Linked DNA regions of Homo sapiens: region 2 is linked to region 1. A link is a contact called in ENCODE POLR2A ChIA-PET data. All regions are on one chromosome and are shown on one strand. Each heading gives the region's core, a stretch centred on a gene start or an enhancer-like site at or near the end of the contact. The rest is flanking DNA. Distances are from core to core; before and after follow the strand shown. Region 1 overlaps SLC23A2 (solute carrier family 23 member 2). Region 2 has its middle 29 kb from the start of SLC23A2.

The links. ChIA-PET counts read pairs that join two places held with the same protein, here RNA polymerase II (POLR2A).
Region 2: POLR2A ChIA-PET joins it to region 1 with 17 read pairs in AG04449. The contact joins two enhancer-like sites. POLR2A ChIA-PET finds 5 or more read pairs at or near these places in 2 of 52 experiments (AG04449 and activated naive CD4-positive, alpha-beta T cell).

What each region holds. Positions count from the first base shown.
Region 1 is chr20:4,923,816-4,928,082 of GRCh38, reverse strand. The region is part of intron 3 of SLC23A2 (solute carrier family 23 member 2); the gene reads left to right. Among named protein-coding and RNA genes, the nearest start is that of SLC23A2, 76 kb to the left of the region's middle. RefSeq lists an enhancer at 1,586-1,880. Within about 2 kb of position 1,707, at least 21 of the 41 ENCODE cell types and tissues checked have a DNase peak (open chromatin) inside an H3K27ac peak, as active enhancers do.
Region 2 is chr20:5,028,458-5,033,270 of GRCh38, reverse strand. No RefSeq gene overlaps it. Among named protein-coding and RNA genes, the nearest start is that of SLC23A2, 29 kb to the right of the region's middle. RefSeq lists a silencer at 25-182 and an enhancer at 4,575-4,813. Within about 2 kb of position 1,875, at least 2 of the 41 ENCODE cell types and tissues checked have a DNase peak (open chromatin) inside an H3K27ac peak, as active enhancers do.

The DNA.
Region 1 (4,267 bases), core at 458-2,957:
TTGGTGACAGAGCAAGACCCTGTCTCCAAAATATATATAAAATAAGAACAGGAACACAGTACTGCCCGTATTTAATCACTAGTGAAATTGCTACCCTAAGTCAACTTTTAAAGTAGAAGACCATTTTGAATGATTTGCCCATTGACAGGGAAAAAGTGAGGGGACTAAGTTACAGTGGGTCGCTTCCCATTGCCTGATGGATGGGATTAGTGTGGGGGCAGCTGGTTGGAGGCAGGGGCAGTGGGGTAGCACAGGAAGAATTGGTGGGTCTGGGAGATACCAAAGGCATGGGAATAGTAAGAACAGAGGTGAGGCTGATAGAAGAGGTGATAGGAGGTTTTGAGGGCCAAAGAAGGAGATGTTTCGGATTCTCATCAAGATTTTATACAGAAGAACCTGATTGGGTATATGTTGGCTTTGGAGAAAATATGAAGTCTAGGGAAAACCATAAGTTTGGAGGGTGGGGAAGATGGAAGATGATGGGTTTTATTTGAGAAGTTGTGGATTTGAACTGCGGTGCTCCTAGAGCCTGCAGGCAGTGGGGGTGTGGGACTTGACACACATAGAGATCAGGAGAGCTGTAAAGACTCACTGTGATGGCTCATGTGGGTGGTGACTGACCCGTGTGAGAGGGTGCTGCTGGCAGGCAGAGCTGGCAGAGGAAGATAGGGTTGAGGGTCTCACCGTTGGGTATACCCACACATGAGTGACAGGGAGGATCATGCCAGGACATTGCTGCATGCTAGTGCCTTGTTTCATTCTGGCCTTTGCAAATGTAAATATTGAAGAATAGCCAGCATGGCAGCTCTGGGTTTTATCTTTTTGTCTGGATCTGTACTGTCCAGCATCATGGCTGCTAGTCACATGTGACGTTTACATTTAAATTAAATACTATTCAATAAAACCTGAAATTCACTTCGTTAGTTGCACTCGTCAAGTACTCCATAGCCACACGTGGCTAGTGGCTAGCCCATCTCTGCTTGCTGGTTAGGGCCTTGCGAGGCTGAAATGTTGGCTCTTATTTTCTCATTTGCCTCAGAATCCAAAGCTGGGCTTTAGGCTGTCAGCTGTTAAGGCATCTAGAGAAAGGTGTGCTGGAGTGCAGCGTGGTTGGGCACCAGTAACCAAATCTGGCCGTTGCTGAGAACCAGGCTTGTGGGGTGTCTCCTGGAAAGGGAGGTGGGGTGTGTGGCTGATAAGGATCTTATCTTTAGAGATTCTCTTAGGCATCCTGTGTTGGATGAGTGCTTCCCAGATCTTTAAACAAAATAAAACAAAACACCCACACAAACATTTTACAAAGAAAAAGAACAAATCCATACTTAGAAGTAGAATGTCCACTAGGTCAAAGTAAGAACAAGAGATGTGCCAGGCCCCAGGACTCATGGAAATTAGATCATGTGGTCAGAGTTGATATCAAATAGGGGGAACATAGCAAAAGATCTTCTTCTTATCCCACAGGACTCTAGTTAGGCAAATTCTTATGTTTTAAAGCCAGCTAGGAAATGCGTAAATAGGGGTGAATGCCCATGGCAAGAAACAGGAATCAGGAAAAAAAAAAAAAAAAAAAAAGCAAAAAAAATTCTGATGAACGATCGTACCCTAGGGACATTGATCCCAAAGTACAGACAGGAAGCACGGCCAGAAAAAGGCTGTGTGTTTGCTCAGCAGTTCTTGGACCACCTAAACCTGGAAGCCCAGTTAACAGCCCAAACTTCCTGTTGGCACAGGCACGGCTGTGACACACACAGCCTGTTGTTTCAGTGCGTCATCATTCAGAGTCAGGGAAAGCGTTTAAGCTTCCTTAAGCTTTTATTTCTTTTAACAGCCTTTGTGAGAATATTTGGGTATCAAGAGTAGATTATTCTGTCTGGAGATATTAGCGGCATGGACCGACGAGTAACTTTATGAGGTTTAGTCTTACCAGAGAGTGGGAGAAATACTCCTGGGTGTTCATAAGAACCGACCACTTCTCATCTTACCTTGGTGTGTGTTCTTCAGAACATGTAATGGGAAGAGCCCACAGCCTCACGTTCCTCCATTGATTAAATGTGTCTGGTGCACATACCTGGTAACCAGCTGCTTACAGCCCAGTGGGGGACATATGGCAAGACAGCCAGCATACCATCAGTGTTAGGGTTTGAATTCTGCACGGGTGCTGTGATAGTGTCCACGTGAGACCCTTGCCCAGTCGTGTTGTAGGGTGGGCCTTGCCGGTCAGATGAAGGTTCCCAGGGGAGATAACATGGAACTCCTAAAAAATGTCTAGGTATAGTAGGTCAAGAGGAGGGAGACTGAAGGCCTCTCAGCTGAGGGTGTGCATGGCAGTGTCCTGCTTGGGGCGCAAGTTTAGTGCAGAGTACAGTGGAGGTGGAGATGAGCAGCAGGGATGCTGAGGAGAGGTCATAGTAAATTTGCTCGTTTTGGGGTAGGAAATTCCTGCGGTGGGTGCCGGGGCAGGAAGGGTCTGGAGATAGGAAGGCAAGTTAGGGTGCTTACGCAGTCCAGGTGTGAGCCGACAGTGACCTGACCTGGAAAGTGCGGAGGAAAGGAATTCTTCCATTCAGCAGATGGTTATTGGGCACCTGCTTTGCGTGAGGCTCTGTCCTGGAATTGGCCTCCTAGTGATGGTGGGAGGAGAAAAACAGTAAAGAAACAAGCAAATACGTCAATCTTGTGGCAGCTGGTCACTAATTCTGTGAAGAAAAATAAATCAGGGAGGGGAATAGTGAGAAATAGAATGTGAGGTCAGACAGTGATCATACAGGACCTGCAAGCCATTCATTAATTTGTCCTTTTAAAAATAGGAACTGTGTGCCACTCACAGGTCTGGGCTCTAGAGAACAGCAATGAACAGACAGACAAAAATCCATGAGTTTCCATCCTTTTTTTTTTTTTTTTTGACAGAGTCTTGCTCTATCATTCAGGCTGAAGTGCAGTGTCATCATCATGGCTCACTGCAGCCTCAACCTCCTGGGTTTAAGCCATCCTCCCACCTCAGCCTCCTGAGTAGCTGAAATATGGCACATGCCACTGTGCTCAGCTGATTTTTAATTTTTTTTTTTTGTAGAGACAAGGTCTTAACTATGTCACTGATCTCAAACTCCTGAGCTCAAGCAATCCTTCTGCCTCAGCCTCCCAAAGTGCTGGGATTACAGGTGGGAGCCACTTTGCCTGGCCACAGGGCTTTCATTCTGGTGTGGGAGACAGGCAATCCACAATAGAAATAAGTCAAATGTGTAGATGTTAGATATTGACAAACACTAGGGAAAAAAATAAGGTAGAGGTATGGATGCTGAAAATTCAGGCGGCCAGGAAAGGCTGCACCAAGAAGGCGGCCTTTGAGTAAAGTCCTGGAGGAGTTGTGGGAAGCCTGCATGTGGGCCTCAAGGGCAAAGGCCCCACAGCAGGGGGGTGCCTGGTGTTGCTCCACCAGGATGGGCATTGACCAGAGATTCCATAGGTCTTGTGGGCCTCACCAGGGTGTTGGCCTGAAAAAAACCTTTGGAGGCCTTTGAGCAGAGATGTGACATGCTCTGCCTAGTGGGGAGTAGGCTGAAAGGAAAAGCAGGAGGCCAGGCAGGAGCTGGTGGCCCTAGGACAGGTGTGCTGACAGCAGCTGCATCCTGGGTGCTTGCCATGTGGAGGTGGGAGAAGCCACCAGGCTCTGGAGCAGACCTAGTTTCTGTGCTTTTGGGCTGGATGAGGGTGGGGGCAAGTCCCTTCAGAAAGAGACACCCATTCCAGGCGTTGAAAAGTATGTCAGGAGAAACTCTGACTCCAGAGGGAGGACGGGGAGGAGCCACAGTGGAGGAAGGGTTGGCTGGAGGTGTGGCCGAGAGCTTTGAAAAGAAGGGGCAAGTTGCTGTCCTGGAAGAGACTCCTGGAAGGAGCTTCAGGAGGAGACCTGGGGCCTGTGGGGCTGTGTCCTGATGGGTGTGCCTAGCAGGCAGGAGGTGAGCAGGACAGAGTGGCGATGCGGCTCAGAGCTGTGCTGTGCAAGGATGCAGGGATGTGAGGATGCCCCAGAGCGGAGGGGAGGAGGGCAGCCACCAGGATCAGGGACCCATGCTCCTTTCTTTCCTTTTCTGTTTCCTTCCCATCCCTTCTTTAAGACAAGTGGCCTTGGCAGAAAGATGTAGGGAGGTACAGTGAAGAAACCATTTAATGGCTGCTTCAGTTCCTCTAAACCCCTGACTATGTGATGACAGATTTGAACATGCCCCTTTTCAGCAGTGAAAAGAAGGCAAAAAGGCTTTTTGGTGCA
Region 2 (4,813 bases), core at 626-3,125, 110 kb before region 1:
AGAGATAGGGTCAGCCAGGTGTGGTGGTACGTGCCTGTAATCCCAGCTATTTGGGAGGCTGAGGCAGGAGAATCGCTTGAACCTGGGAGGTGGAGGTTGCAGTGAGCCAAGATCGTGCCATTGCACTCCAGCCTGGGCAACAAGAGCGAAATTCCATCTCAAAAAAAAAAAAAAAATAGATAGGGTCTTGCTCTGTGGCCCAGCCTGGAGCACAGTGGTGCCACCATAGCTCACTGTAGTCTTGAACTTCCTGGCCCAAGTGATCCTCCTGCCTCAGCCTCCCAAAGTGCCGAAATTAGGATCTGCATTTTCACTTTAAGTAATAGAAATACTTCAAGCTTGGCCGGGCTTGGTGGCTCACACCTGTAATCCCAGCACTTTGGGAGGTCAAGGTGGGAGGATCACCTGAGGTCAGGAGTTTAAGACCATCCTGGCCAACATGGAGAAACCTTGTCTCTATTAAAAATACAAAAATTAGGCCAGGCACAGTGGCTCACGCCTGTAATCCCAGCACTTTGGGAGGCCGAGGCAGGCGGATCACTTGAGGTCAGGAATTCAAGACCAGCCTGGCCAACATGGTGAAATCCCATTTCTACTAAAAATACAAAACAAAATCAGCTGGGCATGGTGGCGAGCGCCTGTAGTCCCAGCTACTCGGGAGGCTGAGGCACAAGAATCATTTGAACCCAGGAGGTGGAGGTTGCAGTGAGCCAAGATCGTGCCACTGCACTCCAGCCTGGATGACAGAGTGAGTCTCTGTCTCAAAAAAAAAAAAAAAAAAAAATTAGCTGGGTGTGTTGGCAGGCGCCTGTAATCCCAGCTACTTGGGAGGCTGAGGCAGGAGAATTGCTTGAACCCGGCATGCAGAGGCTGTAGTGAGCCAATATCATACCACTGCACTCCAGCCTGGGCGACAGAGCAAGACTCTGTCTCAAAAAAATAATTAAATAAATACTTCAAGTTTGCATTAATAAGGACCTGAACCAGGCGTTTCACATCCAGTCACCTACTGGGCTAGGGAGGTCCCATAAATAAGTGAGGAGGCCTCTTTGTGGGGAGTGGTGAATGGTTGAGAGATGCCCCCACCCCAAGGGGACAGGGGATCCTTAGCTCTGGCCCAGGAGATTGTGACTGTGGTCACGCCAGAACAGAGGCATTGCTGGGACTTATGATTTTTTTCTGATGGAGTTTCACTCCTGTTGCCCAGGCTGAAGTGCAGTGGTGAGACCTCGGCTCACTGAAACCTCTGCCTCCCAGGTTCAAGCGATTCTCCTGGCTCAGCCTCCTGAATAGCTGGGATTACAGGCACGCGACACCACGCCCGGCTAATTTTTTGTATTTTTAGTACAATTGGGGTTTCACCATGTTGGTCAGGCTGGTCTCAAACTCCTGACCTCAGGTGATCCGACCTCAGGTGACCTGCCCGCCTTGGCCTCCCAAAGTGCAGGGATTACAGGCATGAGCCAGCGCACCCAGCCTAATTTTTTTTCTTTTTTTTATTGAGACTATCATGAAACAGCATTGATTTTTCAAGAGACGCATAAAATCCAGATTCCAATGTGAAATCTCCTAACTTTTTAATCCTAACAGCCAATGTTTAAAATTATGTTTAACTTTGAGAAATTAAAAAACTGAAAAGAGAATTCTCAAACTTTTGTTCTTCTAACCCAGGATCAGGGTAGTGGGCAGATAATAGGAAGGAAGGAGGGAGGGAAGGGAAAAAAGAGCAAAGGACAAATAAACTCTAGGTAAGACAGACGCAACTGGGAGTGCCAGTCTGTAGATGTGGTAATTTACATACTATGTGCAAGAGTATGGGAACGAGTTAGGCAAGCCTCCCAGATTTCAGGAAGAGGTGCCCGGGGCAATGATGAAAGTAAAAAAGGTGGAGGGAAAGCAGGCCGCCCTCTGCGGAAGGATGGCTGGTCCCGTGTTAGATATGAAGAATGACTTGCAGGCCATCTGGCTCCGGAGCCCAGTTCTTACGCACGTCCACAGAAGGGGATATTGTGCTGCCCTTAAAAAGAATGAGGCTTATGTCTGTAATCCCAGCACTTCGGAGGCCAAGGCAGGTGGATCACTTGAGCTCAGGAGTTTGAGTCCAGCCTAGGCAACTTGGTGAAACTCCATCTCTACAAAAAATGTAGAAATTAGTTGGGCATGGTGGCACGTGCCTATGGTCCCAGCTACTCAGGAGGCTGAGGAAGGAGGATCGCTTGAACCTGGGAGGTTGAGGCTGCAGTGAGCCCTGATTGTGCAACTGCACTCCAGCCTGGGTGATAAAGCGGGACCCTGTCTCAAAAGAAAAAAAAAAAAAAAACAGAATGAGGAAGCCTTGGTGTAGGGATAGGGGAGTATCTCCAAGTCATGTTAAGTGAACCAAGCAAGGTATAGAACAGTGCATACATGGGCCTTCCTTTGGGTTTCTCTCAAAGCAAACTCAGACAAAGATTCGAGAGCAAGTACTTAATTTGGGAAGTGAGCTGGCTAAACAGCAGGAAAGGAATGGGGAAGTGAGACAGGGAAGGGAAGGCGGCCAATAACAGGTGGGTGATCCAATAAATAACTACTGAAAGCAACTGAAGCTGAATCTGGTGGAGATGCGTTGGGCACCAGCATAGAATTGGCTTCCCAGAGTTATTTCGCCAGAGGGGTGGGCAGGGGAGCAGGGTGTTAAGATGCCACCTCCTGAGAGCTTGGATGCAGGCACTCCAGAATGGGAGTAATCTCAACCCCCACCCCCACTCACTGCCTGCCACAAGGCTGCTGAGGGTCTTCCTAGTTCCCATCAATCCCTCTGGGGCAGGGGCAGGTGCATACCTGCCGGCAGGAGAAAATCTGTAGGAGCACACTGCAAAGGTGCCGGGAGAGCAGCCACAGCATGCGCTGCCCTATTGCTGTGTCAGGAAGTTCTTTTTACTTGGCTATGCAACAGAATATTTTTGTTTTGTTTTGTTTTTAGAGCTGGGGTCTCGCTCTGTCACTTAGGCTGGAATGCAGTGGTGTGAACTCCTGCACTGCAGCCTTGAACCCCTGGGCTCAAGTCGTCCTCCCTCCTCAGCCTTCTGAGTTGCTAGAATTCATTATTGAACTGCATCCAGCTCAAGAATGTACACGTATAAATATATGTATTTAGAAGAAAATACAAGAAAGCAGTAAGAATGGTTGTTGCCAGAGAGGGGAAATTGGCAGGAAGGAGGCAGGGATGCTACGGAAACTTTCATCCTGGGCCTTTTTACCTTTGAATTTGGAACCAGGTGAATGTATTCCTTATGTTTTTTGTTTGTTTGTTTGTTTGTTTGTTTTTGAGACGGAGTTTCACTCTTGTCGCCCAGGCTGGAGAGCAATGGCGCAATCTCAGCTCACTGCAACCTCCACCTCCCGGGTTCAAGTGATTCTCCTGCCTCAGCCTCCAGAGCAGCTGGGATTACAGGCGCCTGCCACCACGCCGAGCTAATTTTGTATTTTTAGTAGAGATGGGGTTTCTCCATGCTGGTCTGGCTGGTCTGGCTGGTCTCGAACTCCTGACCTCAGGTGATCCGCCCACCTTGGCCTCTCAAAGTGTTAGAATTATAGGCATGAGCCATCACACCTGGCCCCCTTGATTTTAATCAGTACAATTACAGCACAGAGTTTTAAAAATGGTCTGCAGGGGAAAAAAATAGATAAAAATGACTTGCATGTAGCATCTGAATGCAGGAAAACGAAGGTAGGAGGTGGGTCAGGAGAGCAGAGAACAGAAACAAGCAGAAGTGTTCAGATAAACTGAAGTTATGTGTGCGTACAGAGACCAGATATCTCAGATCTCTGATTCCATGCTATTTTGTAGGGTTTTTTCTTCTTCTCTCTCTCTTTTTTTTCTTCCAAGACAGAGTCTTGCTCTGTTGCCCAGGCTGGAGTGCAGTGGTGTCATCTCGGCTCACTGCAACCTCCGCCTCCCGGGTTCAAGCAATTCTCCTGCCTCAACCTCCCCAGTAGCTGGGATTACAGGCAAGCGCCACCACGCCTGGACAATTTTTGTATTTTTAGTAGAGATGGGGTTTTGCCATGTTGGCCAGGCTGGTCTCGAACTCCTGACCTCAAGTGATCCTCCCACCTTAGCCTCCCAAGATGCTAGGATTACAGGCATGAACCACCACACCTGGCCTATTTTGTATGTTTTAATAGTTAAATATGTATAGCATATAACTATGTAACGTAATGCTTTTACCTTTATCAGACCATGCATTCTATTCATACTTCTTAGTACAGACAAGACAGTAGGGTCACCAGACCCATGAGATGGGCCAAACACAGCCGCAACATTCTTCCTAAAGTATGTAAGCGGCAGCTGTTATAGATCATCCTTTCCTTGGTACCTCTAGGAGTCCTATTTAAAAAGTACCTGCATTCCTCAAATAGTCAAAACAACATTGAAAAAGAAGAGCAAAGTTGAAGGACCCATACCTCCTGATTTCACAACTTACTACAAAGCCACAGTAATGAAAGCAGTGTGATACTGGCATAAGGACAGACATAGAGACCAACAGAAGACAATAGAGAGCCCCAAAATAAACCCTTGTATTTATGATCAATTGATTTTCTTTTTTTTTCTTTTTTTTTTTTTTAATTTATTTTTTTATTGATAATTCTTGGGTGTTTCTCACAGAGGGGGATTTGGCAGGGTCATGGGACAATAGTGGAGGGAAGGTCAGCAGATAAACAAGTGAACAAAGGTCTCTGGTTTTCCTAGGCAGAGGACCCTGAGGCCTTCCGCAGTGTTTGTGTCCCTGATTACTTGAGATTAGGGATTGGTGATGACTCTTAACAAGCC